Linked DNA regions of Homo sapiens: region 1 is linked to region 2. The links are chromatin loops, found by intact Hi-C in ENCODE. Cell type or tissue: endothelial cell of umbilical vein. All regions are shown on one strand. Links, peaks and the distances in the headings refer to the core of each region. The heading gives the core; the rest is flanking DNA.

Evidence for each region. Peaks named below come from ENCODE experiments on the same cell type or tissue, not always from the same donor. Only the 100,000 strongest peaks of a DNase experiment are listed, where the experiment ranks them.
Region 1: a loop joins it to region 2, with 6 times the contacts of the local background. A loop is called at or near these places in 1 of 110 quality-filtered maps.

Annotation. Positions count from the first base shown.
Region 1 is chr1:220,842,793-220,845,717 of GRCh38, reverse strand. All of the region lies in intron 1 of HLX-AS1 (HLX antisense RNA 1), which reads left to right. Among named protein-coding and RNA genes, the nearest start is that of LINC01352, 15 kb to the right of the region's middle. In endothelial cell of umbilical vein, for the core only: no CTCF peak of the experiment used is centred there; a DNase peak (open chromatin) is centred at 1,857; H3K27ac peaks cover 883 bases.
Region 2 is chr1:221,215,945-221,218,869 of GRCh38, reverse strand. No RefSeq gene overlaps it. Among named protein-coding and RNA genes, the nearest start is that of LINC02817, 120 kb to the left of the region's middle. In endothelial cell of umbilical vein, for the core only: no CTCF peak of the experiment used is centred there; a DNase peak (open chromatin) is centred at 1,639; H3K27ac peaks cover 462 bases.

The DNA.
Region 1 (2,925 bases), core at 318-2,817, 370 kb after region 2:
ATGTTATTCAAATGCTATTACTATATAATACCTTCTTTTTGTGTAGTCTTATTTTTTATGCATCATTAGGTTCTCCTTATATTTCTATCAGTTTTGTATATTTCGAAGTTGTTAGATTCATGAAGTTAAGTGACTTCTTAGTTAACTGTCCTTTTTTTTTTTTTTTGAGATGGAGTTTCACTCGTGTTGCCCAGGCTGTAGTTCAGTGGTGCCATCTCAGCTCACTGCAACCTCCGCCTCCCAAGTTCAAGTGATTCTCCTGCCATGGCCTCCTGAGTAGCTGGGATTACAGGTGCCCACCATGCCTGGCTAATTTTTGTTTTTTTAGTAGAGACAGGGTTTCACCATGTTGGCCAGGCTAGTCTTGAACTCCTGACCTCGTGATCCTCCTGCCTCAGCCTCCCAAAGTGCTGGAACTACAGGCGTGAGCCAGCACATCCAGCCATGAAGTATACTTTTAATCAATATAAATATGTCTCATTTTTCCTTTTATGCATTTGGCCTTAAATTCCATTTTATTTTATATTGATACTCTAAAATTAGCTTATTTAAACTTAATTTTAAATTTTTGAATAGTGTTATATTCACAGAGTTCAACCTTGAAAATGTACAAAAGCATATCTAAAGAAGTAGGCTCTTCACTCTGGTATCCCCCAGACACAGAATTTCCCTCCCAAGACACAGTGTTATCTGTATGTTGAATATATATCTGGATTGGGGTTTGGGCAGGGAAAGCAGGCATGTGCTTGAGCCACCATCTTGATTCAGACTGTGAATATTATTCCAGTGGTGTGAATATAGCTAGAATACGTTCTCTTGCATCAGCCTAGAGTTGCAAATTCACATGTTGGGCCCAAGGAGAATGTCCCATGGTCTATCTTAGGCCCTGTAGTCTAGGGAAGCCATTCTGTATTCCAGAACCCACGCCATTTTCTAGCTTGTTGGTGGGGAAGGGAAGTAGGAAGGTGGTAGTGGGTGCAGAATCAGGGAGGTGTTGACATGGATTTGGGCCTTGAAATTACCCATTTTGGAGAAATTTATTTCTTGAAATACCCACTCATGAGAGACTCTCTGATGTTTCAAGACTATTAGGCTCAATGAATAATCAACCAATCAACACTTTTGACTGATACTTATTGTCTTGATGTGGATAATCGTTATAGACACAAGCCAGTTCCTACTCTTCAGAAGCTTAAAATTTAGAGGAGGTTAAAAATATTCAGAAAACAAGTAATAACATGAGGAAACTTAAAACCAAATGTATGCCTCAGGATGATCCTGTTGGTCTTAGAATAGTGGTAAATTCACAGAACTCCTATATACATATGTGAGATATATATATATATACACATATACATACATATATCTCCTTAAATGGAGCATTATTTCCTGCTGGCTTTTCTTCGCACAGAGCATTTGAAACACAGCCCCATGATGTTAATGGGAATCACACCCAAAGTTTGATTTATATTAGCAGACCATGGACAGTTGTACCACAGATGAAGAATTAACTCCTCTCTTTCATTTATCATTTTCTTATTTTTTCCCCATTCTTGATCTTATTCAGTCTTCTTTTTATCTCTCTCCCCATCCCTTTTCTTTCTTTCTTCACTATCCTTCTCCCACTACTTCTGATGAAGTATTCTCAACAAGCATTCTGAACAATCCCTCCTCTGTGGGCCTCCCTCCTGAGAAATTAGGTGGCTGTGTCAATGCCTCTGATGCCTATTTTTACACTCGTGTTTGTCCGGAGTCTGACGTGGTTTATCACAGTCTCTCCAAAGGCCTATTGTTCAGCACTTCAAGAAGAATGTTGTTATATTGACTGTTAGTGCGTCAGCCCGGCTCTCTCTGGAGGAGCTCTTGGATGAAATTAGATAATTTCCATTAGGAGACCGTGCATTATTAGTCCCCAGTGCCAAACTGGAGAATGAGCCAAGATGACTATTTCTGGCCAGGTTCACCTCAGGAAGGAACCTTCTTGGCTTTAATGGGATTTTGCTATTGTTGGTTGCCTTCTGTTTGACACCAGGCCAGCCCAGGGTTGAAAATTGTTTAGAAAGCTGCATGAAATATAATAGAGCCCCAGCCATTTGCTGAGGCACATTCCTGCACAATGTTTATTTTGAAGAAGGGAAAAAAATATATTGTCCTTGGCAGACAACAATTAAAAAAAAAAAAAAGAAAGAAAGAAAGCAGTAACTTGAATCTCTGACCATATGCTTCTTGTTGCCAGTTGTGTTTAAAAACTCCCTGCTGGTATCAGAGAATTTCACGCTAAAGTGATAAATCTTTTGTAATATTTATAAGCATCTTCATTACAGACCCAGCAAGATATGTGAAGTCATCAGGACTTTCAAGTTTGAGGCGGTCTTAAATGGGTGGATGATGAGGAGGGGAGGACTGAAAGAATATTCCAGGCTCACAGTGGTCCCAGTCTGGGCCCCAGATGTCAGTCCACAAAAATCCCTCTGCCCTTCTCTCTGGTAAAAAACCTTTCTCATCCAATTCTAGGAGCTGAGCCTTTGTGAGCTGGTTGTGTTCTGAGCAGAGTTAATCAATAAAGCGGTGGAAGATGGTAGAAATAAAACTCCTATTCAGTCTTAACGACATTCTAAGGATCAGATTTTGATCAGAGTTGTGGTGGGAGTTTTGGGGCTTTTTGATTCAATAAAAATGGCTCATCATCAGAGTTGACTACAGGGCAAAAGTTGTCTCTATTTTGGCACTGCTATGGCAAGAAATGTCTAGGAATATTGAAATATTGGACACTTTTGAATGAAACTGAAAACTGCTTTCCCTAAATTGCTTTCTTACAAATGTGCTTAGTGTTGCAGGCTTAGCCTTCTTTTATTCTCCAGTCCCTTTGGGGCTAAGTGTGCAAGCAAGAAAATGGTAAACACAACAAGACAAAACAAAACCTAA
Region 2 (2,925 bases), core at 181-2,680:
TCCTTACTCATAAAGGATCTACTTACAATTTTAATTTTATTATGGGTCAGCTTGTTTAAATTATTTCAAAAGTTTATTTGCATGACATTACCCTTATATTATGAGTCACCTTCAATTTTATTTCAAGAATTTGGAAAATAAATGTCAAGAAAATAATATGATTATAAAACATAAGAATGTAGAATGAGACTTCCATTGTGATGTTTACGAATTTGAGTTCTTAAACATGATGAAAGTGTTAGTAGAAGCACAGTAGAGCAGTGATGGTAAACTTATATATAGAATAGCTATCTATTCCAGTGAGGGTAATTTCTGCCCCTACCACGATGGAAGGGTTCAATATAATTGGCTTCTACCAGGTAGTTGATTGGAACTCTTTGATACAGTGTCATACTGGTTGTCAGACCTGGCTGCTACTCCTGATCAATTAGGAATTCAGCTGAGTCACTAGGCAGGTCACCATGATGAGAGAAAGTCCTTGTCATTAGGCTCCTGCATAGCCTTCATCCCTGCCACCATGGCTGCTCTGGAGTCCATTGGTCTAGCACCAGGGAAAGATTCTGATGGACATCTCTAGGAACAACAACAAAAAGTCATTTTTTCATCTTAATTATTTAAAGTTTTCCCCACAGTGGGAACCTTTGGGGGATCATGCAGATGAAGCACAAATATTCTCATACATTGGGTTCATTCTTCCCTAATCTTCCCCATCACCAATTCTCCAATATTATTCCTTCCAAGCCTCTGACTGTCTGGCCAAACCATTAGCCACTGTCCAGGAATTGGATCTAGATCATTGTCTTAGGCAATCTTTCCTGGATAATTAGATGTACCATTAAACATCTGTTCCCAGGAGAACTTAATATCCTCAATTGTGCTTTGGGACCACCCTTGAGTGTTGTTAATGCACTACAGCAATTTACAACCAAGAAAATTAACGGGCTCATTGCCATATGCTAGAGAGGAGAATCTGCCTAGCCACAGGGAGAACACTGAATCTCTCCAGGACCCAGCAGGGAGTGGGACTAGGATGGGGCCTGGGTGTTGCATGGGCCTGGGATTCCTATAACTGCATTTGAAGGAAGCCTGGACTGGCTACCAGTGTTGTGGCTCACATTCCCTTTGGTTCTGCTGTGCTCCACTGTCACTGGAAAACCCCATCAAGCTGCCAACACACTTGGGAGGTGTACCCACCACTCCTCATCCCAGGTCTACCCTCCAATACAAACAGAGGTTGTCAAAATACATCCTGCCTCTGTGGTGGGCAGAAATCTGGAGAAATTCAGAGGAAAATAATGCTTTGGAAATGGTTTTATTTCTGAGAACTTTAATTTCCAAAACTCCCCCCAGTAACCACATTTTCTTGGAGTTCAAGATCAGAGATAGACTACCCTGGTGGCCTTTTAACCTGAATTAACCCACTAGCCCAGTTGGTGCCCCCACCTTGTTTAACTCTGTGATGTAGCTTATAAAAAGATGTGGCCTCCAGTCTGTCAAATACTGCACATTCCACAGTTCTTGCACAGGCCACTTCCTTCCCTATGGAGTCACTGCCTGACTTTTCCAAAGCTGATATTAATATCACAGACCATTATAATATAGTTATTTTCATGGAAGGCAGGGAGGAAGTCACGTGGCATTAATTGGTCCCACGGGGTCCTGAAAGTCTCCATTTAGCATGTTGTTTTTACTCACATAAGGAGCAATGAAGTGGAAACAGTGAGGAAGTCACTGTGATTGTATTAAATGAGTATTTTTTTCTAGAACTTGTTTGCTTAATGAGTCATTATTTCTTTTTTAATTGTATGAACACAGGTAGGTGCTAGGTCAAAGGTACACGTGCATCTTCTTAAATGCACACACACAGACACACACAAACACGTATCTCTAGGCCACTGTGAGTTTGCCTTATTTTAACCTCTATTGTGATGTCAATTTATTGAAGGGCTGGGGCACAGAGAAGCTAACGAAGGTTCTATGAGTTTTGTAGTTTAGGAAAAAGGTATCAAAAGCTCCCGGTTATAAAAAGATATAGATGGCATCCTCTTCAAATTACTAAACCAAGTGAGTTTTGTATCAAAATGTTGATATCACCACAATTCACTACTTCGTGTTTGCTTCATAAATTTTACTTTTAAAAAGCTCATCACATACATCATTTTTGACCTTGATAATGGGCCTTTGAGGTAGGCTGGGTCCGAATTATTATTCTATTTCTCAAACTAAGAATTGATGTCAGAGAGGTGCATTTACTTTTTAATGATCATGTGACTAATAAGTGGTGGTCTGAAAAACCCAAGGGGACCCAAGAAATGAAGGTGTGACTCCCAAGAGAACTTGCCATGGCATAGAGGACTTCATAAGGTGTATAAGTGGACATAGCAAATCTTAGTGAGCCTGGGCTGCTATAAAGTTCTGCAAGCCCTCTTCCCCCACCCCCTCCCAACCCCCCCAGGTAACTGCATGCACTAACTCTGTGTTCTTAGGAATGTCTTCACCAACGGTAGTGATGAAATTCTATTTTCCCATCAACAATTCACATGAAAATGGACATGAAAGCAGGTTGATGATGAGAAGCCTTCTTGAAACATTTTCCATTTGAAGGTGCTGACATTAGGATACTTCTTAGGTTTCTTTGGCATAAAAAATAATTCTTTTGACAAAGACATGCCAGAAAAAACAACTACTAAATATTCTTCAAAGTGGTAGGGGTCATGGAAAGTAAATTCTACTTCTCTTGAAGATTCTGAAATAAGAAAAATAAGATTCTGATAAGAAAAAATATGTATATTTTTTCCCAATCAGGGAGAACTTCAGTGTGGTTCACCCTGAAGGCTGGATATTAATGTAAACAAACTTTCATAATTTTTTTTACACTACCAATAAAATTTCATTCTCATGGTCAATAGGTCATTCAGGCAGGTA